2 separate regions of the Mus musculus genome follow, and region 1 is linked to region 2. A link is a loop called in an ENCODE intact Hi-C map of the cell type or tissue named here. Cell type or tissue: heart. All regions are shown on one strand.

Region 1 (8,000 bases), 260 kb before region 2:
GTTGATACAAGTATATGTGTCTGTGTTACACGTATATAATACACTAAGAGATTTATACTAGGATATCATGAGTGAGATCTTACATGCTGTTTAAGGTTCTTGTTTTATTTATTTTTAAATTGATTTATTTTATGTTTATGACTGTTTTTGCCAGGCTGAAGAGATGATTCAGCAGTTAAAAGCACTGATTGCTCTTCCTAGAGGTCCTGAGTTGAATTCCCAGCAATCACACTGTGGCTCACAAGCATCTGTAATGGGACCTGATGCCCTCTTCTGGTGTGTCTGACGACAGCTACAATGCACGCATATACAAAAGAAAAAAAAAAAAAAGTGTGCCAGCACATGACTGTTTTGCCTACACATGTCTGTGCTTAGCGCCAAAAAGGGACATCAGATCCCCTGGAACTGAAATTACAGATGGTTGTGAGCCACAAAGTAGGTTCTGCAAATTGAGCACAGGTTCTCTGGTAAAGTGCCCAGTGCTCTTTAACCCCTTACCCCTGAGCCACCTCTATAGCCCCTCTCATAGGTGGTGGTTTTTTATTTGGTTGGTTGGTTGGTTTTTTTCTTGCTTGGTTGGTTTTTTTGTTTCTGTTTTTGTTCTTTTGAGACAGGGTTTCTCTGTGTAGCCCTGGCTGTTCTGGAACTCACTCTGTAGACTAGGCTGGCCTCGAACTCAGAAATCCGCCTGCCTCTGCCTGGGATTAAAGGCGTGTGAGAACAAGGCTCTGCTTCATGATGTTCTTTTAAGAGATAAGCAAGGGTCTTAGTATACTGCCCAGCCTTGAACTCCCAGCCTCAAAAGATGCTAGCTTCTCAGCTACCATAGTAACTGTGACTATAAATACATACCACCATGTGTGGGTAGGAATTATCTTCAAATAGTCCAATAAGGAGGTTGAGATATGAAGAATATGAAAGAAACAAGATAGCAAAAGTTGGAAATGTGAGAAACATTTTTATGTTTTGTTTTGTTTTGTTTTTATGGACCCCAGGACCTCTGCATGATAGGCAATTGCTCTACAACTAATTCACACCCCAACCTAGGGAAGGGGAGGGTGGGGAGGAAGAAAGGGAGGAAGGGAAGGAAGGAGGGAGGAAGGGGAGGCGGATTTCACTATATAGTCTAGGCTGATCTGGAACTTGCTATGTAGACCAGACTGGTCTTCGATTCATAGAGATCTGGCTGCTTCTTACCAAATGCTAGGATTAAAGGCACTCACCACCACACCTGACAGAAACTTTACCTGCCTGTCTGCATTCTTTGTTTTACATTTTGTTGTTATCTTTTGTGTATTCTTAAACAGTTTCATACAGTGTATCTTGACTACAGCCACCCCCAGCTCTCCCCTCCCATCCCTCTACTTGCCCACACATCCCTTCATCCCTTCCTATCTTCATTCCCTTTGCCCTTTATCTTTTTGGTCATCCATCAAATACAGTCAGTACTGCCGGCTAGAAGGTTAACTGATCTTTCAGGCTTGATCTTGACCACGCCTTATGTAGGTACCCAAGTCTGCTGTGAGTCCGTGAATGCCTTGGGCTCTGTCATGTTCAGAAGACAGCACTCTCCCATCCTCTGGCTCTTGCCTCCTTTCTGCATCACCCTCCTTTTCCATGTTTCCTCAGCCTCGGGCAGGCAAGGGTTAATATAGATACCCCATTTAAAGCTGAGCTCTCAGCAGTCACTTGCCAGCATTTTGACCAGTACTGAGCCTGTGTAGTCACCACAGCCCTCTGCAGAGAGGAGCTTCTCTGGCCAGGGGCGAAGGTAACACTAAGCTGTGGGTATAACCAAAAAAATTGGAAGTAGCTGGGCCTCTTCATTTAACAAGATACTAGTCAGTTTCTCCTCAGGGCCTTTGACTTCCTGAGACTTTAGATCAGGTTTACAATACCAGGCATGAGTTCCCTCCGTCGAACAGCCTCAGAGTCAATCAGTAATGTGGGTTTGCCTCTGTAACCTTCGCACCATTATTGCTCCAGTGGGCACATCTTCCCTGGTAGCATTCAGGGTTCACTGCTGAAAAAAATCTCATATCACACTGAGGTCAAGGGCAGCCTTTTGGGGCAGGTTGCTTCATATCTCATCTCTAAAAAATGGACCTTGTGTTAGAACTTACAGGCAGTGAGCACTGGCAATGCAAAGGCAGGTGTCCCTCCATGAGTTCAAGGCCAATCTGGGCTACAAAGTGAGTTCCAGGCAAACCAAGGCTATACAGTGAGACCTATGTAATCTCAAAAGGAAAACAAACAAACAAACAAACAAACCTTGGGGGTTGCTGTGAGAATTAAGGCGGGATATATTACCCCTTAGCCTTCCTCATTAGACTTAGCCGGGGGATGGGGCGGAATGTATCGTCAGCGGTACAGTGCGCAGGCGTGCTGTGCTAGGACACAGCCAGTCCCTTTTGCGGCTGCGTGCAACTGGTTTTGCGGCCGCACTGCTTGACGGCTGCAGCGCCGCCCCCCGGTTGCCGGGTAACGGTGGGCGCGCGTGGCGGCGAAAGGTAAGACTGAGTAGTCCTGTTTCTCGCGTTCTGTGTCCAGCGTGCGAGCGACTTCAGGCGGGAGCGGGGTGGGAGCTGTGGCTGTCACTCAAGCGCGCATGGGCACAGCGTCCCGAGGGCTGCGGAGCGCTTCGCTCTCGCTGACAGATGCCATCTGCCCCAGCCCCAAGCTGGTCTGCCTTGGCCCTCAGCCCTGCACCTCGGCCCAGGAGCTGTGCAGTGGGGGACACAGATGAAAGTGTGTTTGCAAATGATGAGGAGCCCACGAGGGGCTGAGGATGGGACTCGGTTGGCAGCCTGTTGTCTACTCCTAGCACCGCATCCAACCAAGCTGCTGCCCGCCTGTAATCCCAACTTCCAGAGATGGAAGCGAGAGCATCAAGCTGGTTTTAAGTTTCCTCAGCTACATATCACGTTTGGAGCCAGCCTGGGCTACGTGTGGCCTCATCTCAAAATAATAAATAAATAAATAAATAAATAAATAAATAAATAAATAAAATACATGCTAAGAGACCATGAGTAAGTTTGCCATAAGAGAGGCTTCTTTGACCCCTGATCCAAGAGTGTTGGAAAGTGATATGGACCCACCTTTTACTGTATGCTTTGTGCTTGGATTGACGGTAGAAGCATATAGAGCGGGGTTGGGCTGACCATTGGGTGTCATGGTTCGTGCTTTTAGCTGTAGTACATGGGAGGCTGGGGCAGAAAGATCATAGTTTAAAGCTAGCCAAAGCTGCATAACAAGGCCACGTGTCAGCAAAACCGAAATTTTTAAATGAATATTAGGCTAGCAGATTAAGAGAAGAATGAAGGACAGGCCTTGCTTTTGATGGACAGAAATATGCTTTGTGGTGCTCTGGTGACAGGCATGAGCAGGTTTCTCCTTAACAGTCTTTGCAGATACATTCACACACACACACACACACACACACACACACACACACACACGCTGCAAGCCATTCTTCTCACTTGTACAATGGGAATAAGAATGTGGCTGGGCAGCCGGGCGATAGTGGTGCACGCCTTTAATCCCAGCACTTGGGAGGCAGAGGCAGGCGGATTTCTGAGTTTGAGGCCAGCCTGGTCTACAGAGTGAGTTCCAGGACAGCCAGGGCTACACAGAAAAACCCTGTCTCGAAAAAACAAAAAAGCAAACAAACAAAAAAAAGAATGTGGCTGGGCTGGGACTGTGGCTCCTTTGATAGAGAGTTTTCTTTGAATGATCCAGGCCCTGAGTTCAATTCCCAGCACTAGGAAAAGAAGCAACTAAAAGCCTTTATATCCAGTCCTCCAGACCACCGTCCTGGTCTGGTCTACCCTATACATATGTACCTGGCTGTATGTATCTGCTTTATGACATGTAACGTTCGAGTACTTTGTTCCCCAGGGAGCCAGAAGAGGCTTTCTGATCCCCTGCAGCTAGAGTTGCAGGTGGGCATAAGCCACCATGTGCATGCTGGGAATTGAACCTGGGTCTTTCTTCTGGATGAGTACCTACCAAGCCTCTCTCCATCCCCGTGCGTGGTTATCTTTGACACGCACTTGTCCATTGTTCTAACTTCCTTGGTCCATCTTTCCTTCTGTCTTTATTGACATTCCTGGCTTCATGAGAAGTTTCGTGAACACCTTGGCCAGGGCTTGATGTTTCTGTTATGACCACCGCCACCACGACTGTCATTTTGCAGGTGTTTGCCTGCCTGTGTGTCTTGTCTGTGCTTATCATGCATGCAGTACCCACAGAGGCCAAAAGAGGGCATTGGATCCTTGGGACTGGAGTTACTGATGGGCATGAACTACCCTGTGGATGCGGAGGGTGGAACCTGAATCCTCTAAAAGAGCAGGCAGTGCTCCTGCCACATCGTTTCCTCTTTAATGGTCATGACACCCACCTCCTCAGTAAGCTCCCAGTTTAAGTCATGTGTAGACCTGACCCTAGACAGCTGCAGGTTCAAATCCCCCACCGGCCTGGTGAAGCGTCTGTCAGTTGGAATGTACACACTTGCATGGGCTGTGACTCAGCAATGCTCGGTGCTGGTAGCCGGCCCCAGCTCCGTGTCACATCCAACTCACTTTTGTGTGTATTCCACACTGGTTTTGTCTCCTTGGGTCAGAATAAGTAAGACCCAGAATAAAGAGGTCTTCACATCAGCTTCCTTGGATCCTTCTAGGTAAGTCTCTACCTGGTTGGTAGCTGTGTGGCATCTCACTCAGACCTAGACCACAGTAAACAGATGCAAACCTGTGTCTGAGCAGGAGCCACAGAGAGGGCCTGGGCTCTGGTTCCCACAGCCCTGATGTTAATCCAGTGATGTCATTCACAGGGCCCTTACGGGCCTCACTGACCTGAGTGTTGCCTTGACTGTAAAATGGCATTGCTGGCGCTCACTTCATAACCAGCATCATCAGAGTCTGGGTGATGCCACTCTGCCAGGCCCTGTCCTCTGTGAACCATGGCTGTGAGGAGCTGGGTTTCTACCCCTTTATAGATGAGCTAAAGCCCAGTGTCGGTGGGACTTTTACCAAAGGTTTTCCAGCTAAGATGCAGCAGCTTCCTGATGGTGGTGTGTACACTGCGGTAGCCAGCACACAGGGTAGAATACAGCACGGACAGCCTGGCTTCAGTCCCTGCACACACCCACTGGCGTTTCGTAGGACATAACTGGCCCCTAAATGACAGTGACTCTGCTATGATTCGTGGATTTCCTTCTCCCTGCCCCACACCCCCCCCCCCCCCGAGACAGGGTTTCTCTGTGTAGCCCTGGCTGTCCTGGAGCTCACTTTGTAGACCAGGCTGACCTCGAACTCAGAAATCCATCTGCCTCTGCCTCCTGAGTGCAGGGATTAAAGGTGTGCACCACCACGCCTGGCTCAAAGACAGGAATTCTTAAGGCCTTGGTGTTACCAGCTTCAGTTAAGGTGATGGCACTGGCTTCTTAGAGGTCTTAGCATCTGAGATACCCCCGTGACTGATGTCCTTATTACATGGTGTCTTCTAGTTCATTGTTTCCCCCAGAGACCAGGTCAACCTGGTTCTGATTGTGCTGGCTCTGATGGTCCGTTTTTACTGACTGGTTCCTCTCCTTTGTTCTCTAGAGACCTGTTATCCTTGAAGAATGGCAGAGGCAGTCTTCCGTGCTCCTAAGAGGAAAAGAAGAGTCTATGAGAGTTACGAGTCACCACTGCCCATCCCCTTTGGTCAGGACCAAGGTCCCAGGAAGGAATTCCGAATATTCCAGGCTGAAATGATTAGCAACAATGTGGTGGTGAGGGGCACAGAGGACATGGAGCAGCTGTATGGGAAGGTAAGCCCAGGCCGTTCTGGTTCCTTCCTGGGGACACCCCAAGCAGCCACCTCCTCTTCCAGGTTCCTCCCAGAACCAACTATAAGCAGCAGCTCTGAAACTTCAACTGTAAGCCTGAGAGCTAGACATGCCCAACCACAAACCAAAAACACAGGGTGAAGCGCTGTATAGTAAAGACAGAGAAGTAATTTACAGAAAGATAATGAGTAAAGACTTGACAGTCATCCCTACTGACTCCTGTCCCTTCCCAGAGGTCACTACACAGTGGCATGGGACCCATGAGCCAGGGCCTGTGGAAAGTTCCCCAACATCTCTGCTCTCTCTCTCTCCTTGCTGGCATTTGTTAGACAGGACAACAGATGAGACCCACTCTCCATCTCGTTTTTATTGCTAGGACACTTTAAAAGCCAGCCTGATAGAGAGATGACTCAGCAGTTAAGAGCAGTGACTGCTTTTCCAGATCTGATCCCAGCCCCAATATGGCAGCTCACAGTTATCTGTAATTCTAGTTCCAGATGATTCAATACCCTCTTCTGGCCTCTGAAGGCACCAGGCATATATGGTATACAGATAGACATACATGCAGGCAAACACCCATACACATAAATTAAATATGACTGGTCTTAAAAAGTAATTGATTTTTTTTTTACCTAAACTGATTGAGATGTAGTTTATAGCCATGATGTTCACTCCTTATAAGCATACCTTTAATTCAGTGACATTATAAATTAATGGAGCAGTGTTCTGTCATCAGAATCCAGTGTTAGGGTTTGCTAGTTTGGTTTGGTGCTGGGGTTTGCACTGAGGATCATGTGTTCCACCTCTGAACTGTACCTGCCATCCCCACTGCCATCCCCACCTATGACAGTGAATCCTGCTCCTGCTCCCAGCTCAGGACTATGACAGGCATTCTGCCTCGCTTCTACCTTCTCTAGAGAGTTTACAGTAATGTCAGGGGCCTCAGCCTCGGGGTCCCTGGGGACCTGGTGCATTAAGGCCTCATTGGGTCCTATGTGCCTACAGTTCCCTGCTGAGGCCTTTGTTTGTGACTAAGGTAAAATGAGGCTTTACACATACTGAATAAGTTTTATTCATCTTATTACTATTTGATTTTTTTTCTGTTTATTTATAATCAAAACCAGGAAGATTATGTATTTCGGGGAAAACAGCAGGAGAGAGAGGGACACTTCCTCTCCAGAGTACAGAAGAATCCAAGAATACCTATGTCTGCAGTGGGTATAGCTCTCACTCCCAGGTACACTGTGTTCCTGGGCCACATGTGAGAAAAAGCTGCCCCTGCCTGTCCTAATGCCTTCAGGGATGCCAGACACAGGCCAGGGTAATTTGTCATGAGAAAGACGAGCTGGTGCTGAAAGCTGGAGGGCTGCAGAGATGGATCCGTGGGCAGAGTACACAAGGTCCTAAGTTCAGACCCCAGCCCTATGGGAAATAGTCAACACTGATGGCATGCAGATGTGCACACGTGCACCTGCACACCCACATGTGCATACTGCACCTGCACACCCACATGTTCACACGTGCACCTGCACACCCACATGTACACACGTGCACCTGCACACCCACATGTACACACGTGCACCTGCACACCCACATGTGCACACGTGCACCTGCACACCCACATGTGCACACGTGCACCTGCACACCCAAATGTGCACACTGCACCTGCACACCCACATGTGCACACGTGCACCTGCACACCCACATGTTCACACTCGCACATGAACACCTACACACACTATACGCACTGCAGAGGTGGGGGTGTGATCACTAGGAAATCGGGGAGACGTGAGGCTGTTGAGTAGTGTACCCCACTGCAGCTGGAGCCTAACCACTGAGCAGCGCCCGTGTCTCTTCTTGAAAGGGTTACTTTGGAAAGGGGATTCTTTCCAGAAGCCGTCCAAACTTCACAATCGCCAACCCCACGCTGGCTGCCAGATGGAAAGGTAAGCCGTGTCGCTCTCATTTGGTGCTTACGAGTCCTGGGGACATGGTAAGTTCTGAAAGAGAGGCAACACTGACAATGAAGAGCAGAGCAGCTACAAGAATTTGCATCAAAACAGCTACTTGTTCTGTTTAGCTTGACTTTTTTTTTTTTTTTTTTTGACTGTCTCACTACTTAGCCCAGGCTGGCCTTGAACTCAGAGTCTCCCATCTGCCAGCAGATCAG
Region 2 (8,000 bases):
CACTGCCCTTGTAGTGTCCCACGTGGCAGAAGTATTTATCAGTCTCATGAAGTTCTAATATCCTCCAAAGACAGGATTGTCAATCCTGACTGATTGAGGCCAAGCAGGCCAGTTCCATGAAACTAAAGGCTTCATCAAAAAAGTGCCTTAAGCCGGGCAGTGGTGGCGCACGCCTTTAATCCCAACACTTGGGAGGCAGAGACAGGCAGATTTCTGAGTTCGAGGCCAGCCTGGTCTACAAAGTGAGTTCCAGGACAGGCAAGACTATACAGAGAAACCCTGTCTCGAAAAACAAAAAAAAAAAAAAAAAAAAAAAGTGCCTTAAGCTAGAGCCCATGCTAGAGTTGGGACAGGGTTGAGAGCAGAGGTTTGTCTGGTCCCCAGACTCAAGTGTACCTACACTGTAGAGGGTCAAGGCCTTTCCCCTCTTCCACCTGCAGCCAACCAAGACTAGCATGGGATTCTGAACCCTGCTGTCTCCCCCAGAACAAGCAGCAAAGAACAATCTCCAGTTACCAAAAACATAGAAAATACGACGGCAGGTTTTGTGATTTTATTTAAACATAAAACATGCACACAAGCCATCTACTCATTTTCTTCGCTGCGTAGCCTGGCGTTGGGATTGGTGACTCTGATGGCCAGCTGTGCTGCTCTTTCTACAATGGCTTTTCGGTTCTTAGAGGACACATTGTGAGCAATCTCAGCACAGTAAGATCTGAAAGAGAAGCAAACCAGGAAAGGTCACCAGGGAAATGGCTTAATTCTTCCTCACACTGAGTAACCCAGAATTCTTCCACTGGAGCCAAAGGCTTCCAGTGCAACCACTGTAAGGTACACAGTTCAAGCAGCGTGAACAACAAACACTGCCCGTGTTCCCTCAAAGTGTTGACAATCTGTCCTAATGAACACATTCCCAGCATGGAGATGACCGTGAAGCCATAGACCGGGAGCTGAGGAAAAACCCCTAGAGAAGCAGGATGGCAGAGCTATGGAAAGCATACAAATGGCAAATACCTAATACAGACAGACACCACCTGACAGATTTGGGGACAGAGTGCATCACGTTCTAACCTGAAGCACCCATCCCGGGCCACATGCATTTATAGCTGTCTAGCACACTCACCATTCACAAGTCACATGCTGCCATATCCCACCCCAGGACTCTTTACCACTCAGGAACCAATGGTTTTTCTGTAACTACCCTCCAACTTGCCCTGCTCCCCAGCTATACAGAGGAAAATGCCCAGAGACAGAACTCAGTGAGCGGTGCACCTGCAGGGTCTGACAAGGCCAAGCAGCTCTCCTGGGGCAGATGTACCCATTAGAAATGCAGCCCCCATAACACTGCACCATCAACACTGCCTCATGGACTGCTGCTGTACAACACACATTCTCTCTCCTGCATCCATCCTTCCAAATGAACTTGTAGCACTTCAAGGCCTGGTTAAATGCACAACATAATCTCCCCATAGGACTCCTCCATCTGCATGACAACCACCTCAGAAAACAAATCCTTATAACCCCGAACACATACACTCTCTGCAGTCCTAGTTTACTTGGGAAAAATAAACTATTCCCATCACACCCTCATATCCAATGTCAAGAGTATTTCCTGAGAGGCCTTGGTTTTGCATCTCAGAGGTCACCAAGGGTTGTAACTTGCTCAAAGTACCCAGAATACCCCACAACCTTCTCTCTACAGCTGTGCCTGGAGACTTTTTCTCTACCTCAGCCCCAAAAGACCTGAGCTGCTCTGCAAATCCACCCGTCAGAGCAGAGCCAAGCACAGCTTAGGTCCCAGGTTAGACACAGGCCCCTGCAGTCTCATGACACTATAGCAGTGTTCCACACAGGACCATAAAGGACACTGAACACCCACTGTAAAAAGACCTTCTTCTCCAGTCTCAGGCTTCAACCAAGGGAACACGTCCTCTTTCCTCATAAGCATGCCCACTGCAGTGGCCTCAGTCTCACAGGAGGCAGGCACACTCCCAGCCAGGGGCCCAACTCACTTGTTGCACATCAGCAGCACCTCCAGCTCCTTGACATTGTGGACCAGGAACTTGCGGAAGCCGCTGGGCAGCATGTGCTTGGTTTTCTTGTTGCTCCCATAACCGATGTTGGGCATCAGGATCTGGCCCTTGAACCTTCTCCGCACCCTGTTGTCAATGCCTCTGGGTTTCCGCCAGTTTCGCTGAAGACACACAGGCAAGTTAGTCTCTGTGCAAACTGGCAGCTCTTGTATGTGTGTGCAGGAAGGGGACAGAATTCAAGGGGGTCATGTCATAAAACACACACCAAAGGCCGAGGTGTAGCTCAGTTAGCAGTGTCTGCCTGGCATGCACAGGGCCCTGGGCTCCATCCCTAGCACTTGCACTGGAATTTCAACATCATCTTCCATTGCAATTAAGTAGGGAGGAGGGATCAGTTAACTGCTGAACTGCTGGGTGTGCATGCCCATCCAGCCAACAGGTGATCTGCAGGCCCAGAGAGAGGTCTTAGCAGTTGAGAGCACTGGCTGCTCTTCCAGAGGTTCAATTCCATGCATGCATGTGCCTGGTGTGCAGACAAAACCCCAAAGATCTTTAAAATACAGGGTCAGGGTGCAGAGATGACTTAAAAGTGCCTGCTGTCAGACAAACTAAATCTGACCTGGACCCACAAGACAGGAAGGAGAGAATCAACTCCTTAAAGTGATTCTCCCTGCCCTTCAAACGCATAAATATAAAACAAAGTGTCATCTTTAAAATGAACTTTTTAAAATGCAGAGACAAGCGATAACGAGAAATGTGTGCTCAGGTCTTAACCCCCACCCCAGAACCACATACCTTAATTTTCACATATCGGTCTGACTGGTGCCTGATGAACTTCTTGGTCCTCTTTTTGACGATCTTGGGCTTCACCAGAGGCCGGAGGGCAGCCATGATGCCTTTTGACAAAAGTCAGACCCAAGTTAGTAAAGAAACTGGGAGGTGGGGCTGCGTCTCAGGCCTTCAGTGAGTAATGTTGCAGAGTGTCTTCCAATCACCAGCTACCGAGCAAACTGGGAATGGAATGGGTACCTCTGCTAGGCTTGCTCTCCCTCTTGCTTCCGAAGCTGGAAGAATACTAGCTACTCTCCAGACGCGATCCCAAGAGGTCAGTGGTTCATCTCACCCACTCCGAACCTCAAAGAACCGCAACCGATCTTACAGAACCCCAGCCAGGTCTCTCTGGTGGCGAAGGAGCGGCAAATCCCGCTCCACTAAGCTTCGTTATGTTTGAAGTGTTGCGCCCTTAAATACGCAAAGCCACCATGCACTCCTAACACGCCACCAGTCCGTCTGTCCCTCCCGGTCGTCTCAGAGCACCAACCAAAGGGTGCCTTCTCTGCTCCCCGCGCAGACAACCTGCTCCGCCGGGCTTGCGCTTCAGAAAGCATTTCTGCTCACTGGCGAGCGGCGGCAGCTCCCTGACTTAAGATTTCGGATTCGCCGCAGAAAAAGGCTGCTAACAAGCTAAGCAGAAAGCGGCGGGTGCCGTCCGAAACTCTCGGGCCGCATGGCAGCAAGCCCGCCCTGGCCGATGCCGGCCCCCGGGCAGACTCCGGAGCAGCGCCAGTGGCCAGGCCCGCGCGCGCTCGCCACTACCACGCTGGTGCGGAGGCCGCCGCCGAGGCCTCCCCACCCGGAGACGGGGTCCCGTCGAAGCCGCGGGCGGCGGATGGCCGCCGATACAGACTCACCGTAAAACAGATGGCAGCCACCTCGTAGGCAGCGCCGAGGAAGAAGGAAGAGGCGGCGGCGGCGCGCAAGGTATGATGGGACGGAGTCTTAGGTCCTGGCAGAGAAAAGGGAAGCACTTCCGGCTCTGGGTCCTCTAAAGAAAACTAAGATGTGCCTGAGAAATGATACTGAAAAAAACCCTAGTGGACTAGTGTTCTGTAGTAGACATTAACATCTTAGAGTGAACTAAAATTTATTTTTCTCTTGGGACTACTTAAGAAATTTGGGTTTTTTGTTTTTTTTTGAGCTAAGACCTGCTAGGTGGGCATTTATTTCCGCCCTAAGTGGAAGCCCAATAGCTTTTTAAATTGTTGGTTCCCGAGGGTGCCTCCTTGAGGCTGGGAGGTAGCAAAACAGAGACTCTTCGAAGATCCTTAGGCGGTTGGTTGAGCAAATGTCCTAAAACTTCCTAATATACAGATGTGCAAACCCCTGCTTATGAAGTGCTACTGAGCCTCCTCGCGACTTCTGTATGTTTAAATCTTCTCTACTTATGGTATGTACCTAATGTATTAATAAGTGATGGGTTAGCCGGGCGGTGGTGGCTCATGCCTTTAATCCCCGCACTTGGGAGGCAGAGGCAGGCGGGTTTCTGAGTTCGAGGCCAGCCTGAGCTACAGAGAGGGTTCCAGGACAGCCAGAGCTACACAGAGAAACCCTGTTTCGGAAAAAAAAAAGTGATAGGTTGATAATATTGCTAAGAAAATAGTCTATTGGCTGGGTGTGGTGGTGCACATTTTTTAATAACAGCACTTGGGAAGCAGAGGTAGGTCGAGTTTAGTCTATTTTGCTTATCTTTTGTTTTACAGATCATTGTGAAAACTCTATAATCTTAGGAGGAAATAAAACCAAACCTGAGCTGGGGAGGTGGCTTGGTGGAGCACTGTTGCTCTTTCAGAGGACTGGCATTTAGTTCCCAGGAACCAAGCGTTGCTTCACAACCTTGTTAACACCAGCCCTAGGGGATCAGATGCCCTTTTCTGTAGGCGCTACATGCATGTGGTACATACTCATACATGCAGGCAAAACACTCAATCACATAGAATAAATCTCATTTTTTAAAGATTTATGTATATGAGCACACTGTAGCTGTCTTCAGACACACCAGAAGAGGGCATCAGATCCCATTACAGATGGTTGTGAGTCACCATGTGGTTAGGAATTGAACCCAGGACCTCTGGAAGAGCAATCAGTGTTCTTAACTGCTGAGCCATCTCTCCAGGCCCCACCCCAGTCCCACCCTTTGTTTTGTTTTGTTTTGTTTTAAGACAGGGTTTCTCTGTGTAAGCCTGACTGTGGTCGAATTCACTCTGTAGACCAGGCTGGCTGGAGATCTTCCTGTCTCTGCCTCCCAAGTGCTGAGATGTAAGGTGTCACCACTGCCCAGCAGACTAAATTAAAAAATTTTCAAACTTTGTACAAACTCAGACAGAAGAGATGCCACTGGTGATCTTGACAGTGGCTCCAGGAGGTGGGGACAAATGCTGAATTGGGTATGCTGCCCCAACCCTTGTGCTTGCTGTAAAGGGGAGTAGAGACCCAGGTAAGTAGAGTGTCTTGTCTGGAGTGGCTGGGTCACAAACAGCAGGGCAGGACTGTTGCTCTCCTGTGTCTGTGTCTTGCCCTCCCTTCCCAAATGCTGCTTGGCCTACAGGCTATGTAAAGGCCAATGGAACATGGAAGTGTGTGGCTAATGGCACCTTACAGAGTACATTACATAAAGAGAAAGGTGAGTGAGTGAATTATACAGAAGGCCCATGAACTAGAGAGTATGGCTCTGATTTCTGAAGATTCACAGGGGTTGGGGGCCTCAGTCCTCCCCAGCTGAGGACATGCTACTTCATTTAACAGAGGACTCTCTTGCTGTCTGTTGTGTCCCTGTAGGCATTAATATCCCAGGATGAGAGGTGGGAGGTGTCCTGGGGAATCTGTCTCTTACATACTCACACTTCAAGTTTTCCAGCCCGTAAGCAGGAAATCACACGAGCAAGGCTAGTTTAGTGAAGGTTAGTTCAGCTCTAACCTAGTTTATTTCAAAACGGCAGAGGTCATGACAGATAGGAAAGCAGCATGTGTGTGTGGACACATCCACACCCCACTGTGGCATCAGGGGACACATCCCCGGACCTTCCCTGGGAATGTTTTGTTTTTTTTTTTCCGTATAGCTCGTTGATATCTCATGACTGCAGCTGGGGGCTTCTGGCTGCACTGTCTTCTGGTCCAGCATCCTGCAATCCACTCTAGTTGATGGAGTACACCTTGTTTGCATCATAATAGGCATGGGTCATATAAGAAAAGTCTTTCATGGGCCAGTAGTTCTTAGAGTGGTAAATGGCAGGGTAAGCAGGGGGCTTGTGTTCCACACAGCTGAAGATCGCCAGGCTCTGGTCCTTGGCCACAGTAGGCAGGTAGAGCCTCAGCTTGTCCAGAAGGTGACCGGGCCAGAAGTGATTGGGATGGGTGTCTGAGGGGCTTAACCTCTGCAACTTCAGCTTCCTGGAAAAGGAAAAGGCATAGGGAAGGTTGCTGTGGCAGAGGGACCAGGCCCAGGGCTCCTTCTCAGCAGAGAACATAAGCCGTGACCACTCTGTCCAGTGTGAAAAGCACTCAACTCCTCCAGTCTCCTCACTAGTGAGGACCTGGAGAGCCAGAAATCGAGATCATACAGTGAATGAGTGGCTAAGTGCCTAGGCACTGCTTCTTAAACCCAAACTTAAGACGTGTGCCATCCTAGCTCTGGAGTCCTGGCTCTCCACCTTCCTAACGCTGCAACCCTTTGACTCTTTAAGACAGTTGATGTTGTGGTGACTCCCCAACCATAAAATTATTTTTGTTCCCAATTCATAACTGTAATTTTGCTACTGTTAGGAATTGTATGTAAATATCTATTTTCCAATGATCTTAGGCGACCCCTGTGAAAAGGATGTTCAACTCTCAAAGGGGTCACGCCTCACAATTTGAGAACCACTGTTCTAGAGGACTCGTTCCGTCCCTCCCCCACCCCCACTTGGCCTGGTCCTTTTGGTGCTGGGGATAGAATCCAGAGCCTCACGTGCTCTAGGCTAATACCCAGCTGCTAAGCTACAGCCCAGCCCCACGGAGGCATTTGGATTTTGGGTCTGGTATCTAGTTCCTGGGGCCAGCCTCACTTAGCTATGCTTCAGAATGTGGGACTGTGTGTCAGGGTCGTCTCCTATAAGCCATATGTCTAGAGTAGCTCAGGCTTGTTGGTGACAATATAGTTGAGTTCGCTCCTGGGAGGCTCCAGAGCAGCCATGCCAGGCGCTCTCTGAACACTCTTCTGTTGCCCCTTAGGCCCTGGGCAGGAGCCCCATGACAATGCTGGGATTTTGTTCAATATGCATAGGTCCCAGAGCTGCCTCTGAGTAGAGGAGAGGCCGGCCCTCCCGTCCTCATCCCCTGCCCTCCCAGCAGACACGCAGTACCACTACAAACCCAGTTAATTCCTCGAAATCGTCAAAGTGCATTTTCTTCATTTTCTTTGATGTCTTCCTACCAGGGAGTAGAGAGAGGTATCGTTAGGAAAGAGAAACTCCAGGAACCGGGCAGTGGTGGCACATGCCTCTAATCTCAGCACTTGGGAGGCAGAGGCAGATGGATCTCTTGTGAGTTGGAGGCCAGCCTGGTCTACAGAAAGAGTTCCAGAGCAGCTAGATATACACAGAGAAACCCTGTGTCAACAAAACAAAACAAAACAAAACAAAACAAAAACACCAAACAAACAAAAAAAGAAACATCAGGAAAAGTGGGCTTTAGAGAGGTGGAGGGCATTAAGAGGTGCATTTCTGAGTCTCAGAGCAGAGCTCTGAACGTTTTCCTTTTGTGGAGGCCCTAGCTGTGTCTCCTACTTCTGGCTGGTAGGGTGAGGAAAACCCTGACATTGGTTCCCTTCCTTCATGGGATGGAGGCCTCCGAAACAGTTAGATGTGTTCAGCAGCTGCTAGATGCGGAGCCTGACTCCACTTCCCTTGCCAGAGGCCAAACTCTGTGGGGCAAGCATGATAAAGAGTCACCCTCCATACCCTGGCCTGCTAGGCAGACTTCCCTAACTGACCACTGGATTCCTTCCCAAGCCCACCCACATCTGGCCTCAGAATACTGGGTTTTTTCTTCTGATACAAAGGATTGAATTGGGCCAGGCAGTGGTGGCACACACCTTTAATCCCAGCACTTGGGAGGTAGAGGCAGGCGGATTTCTGAGTTTGAGGCCAGCCT

The links. Peaks named below come from ENCODE experiments on the same cell type or tissue, not always from the same donor. Only the 100,000 strongest peaks of a DNase experiment are listed, where the experiment ranks them.
Region 1: it touches region 2 in a loop (2.8-fold over the local background); 3 of 42 quality-filtered maps call a loop at or near these places.

Annotation. Positions count from the first base shown.
Region 1 is chr6:115,542,219-115,550,218 of GRCm38, forward strand. It overlaps Tsen2 (tRNA splicing endonuclease subunit 2), which reads left to right and starts at 2,473. Exons shown (of 12, transcript NM_199033.2): 1 at 2,473-2,510; 2 at 5,604-5,812; 3 at 7,695-7,776. The coding sequence starts at 5,624. It overlaps Gm36355 (a long non-coding RNA gene), which reads right to left and starts at 2,429. Exons shown (of 7, transcript XR_869382.3): 1 at 2,124-2,429; 2 at 1,899-2,023. In heart, CTCF peaks have their summits at 2,510 and 4,248 (motif pointing right); DNase peaks (open chromatin) are centred at 2,433 and 4,244; H3K4me3 peaks cover 1,645 bases; H3K27ac peaks cover 1,086 bases.
Region 2 is chr6:115,804,974-115,812,973 of GRCm38, forward strand. Cand2 (cullin-associated and neddylation-dissociated 2 (putative)) reads left to right here. Exons shown (of 15, transcript NM_025958.2): 15 at 1-582. Rpl32 (ribosomal protein L32) reads right to left here and starts at 3,770. Exons shown (of 4, transcript NM_172086.2): 1 at 3,725-3,770; 2 at 2,829-2,929; 3 at 2,013-2,194; 4 at 541-715. The coding sequence starts at 2,924. The coding sequence ends at 586. It overlaps Efcab12 (EF-hand calcium binding domain 12), which reads right to left. Exons shown (of 9, transcript NM_001110506.1): 8 at 7,221-7,277; 9 at 5,756-6,260. The coding sequence ends at 6,005. It overlaps Snora7a (small nucleolar RNA, H/ACA box 7A), which reads right to left and starts at 3,130; the gene lies at 3,002-3,130. In heart, a CTCF peak has its summit at 4,091 (motif pointing left); DNase peaks (open chromatin) are centred at 3,758 and 4,178; H3K4me3 peaks cover 3,549 bases; H3K27ac peaks cover 2,601 bases.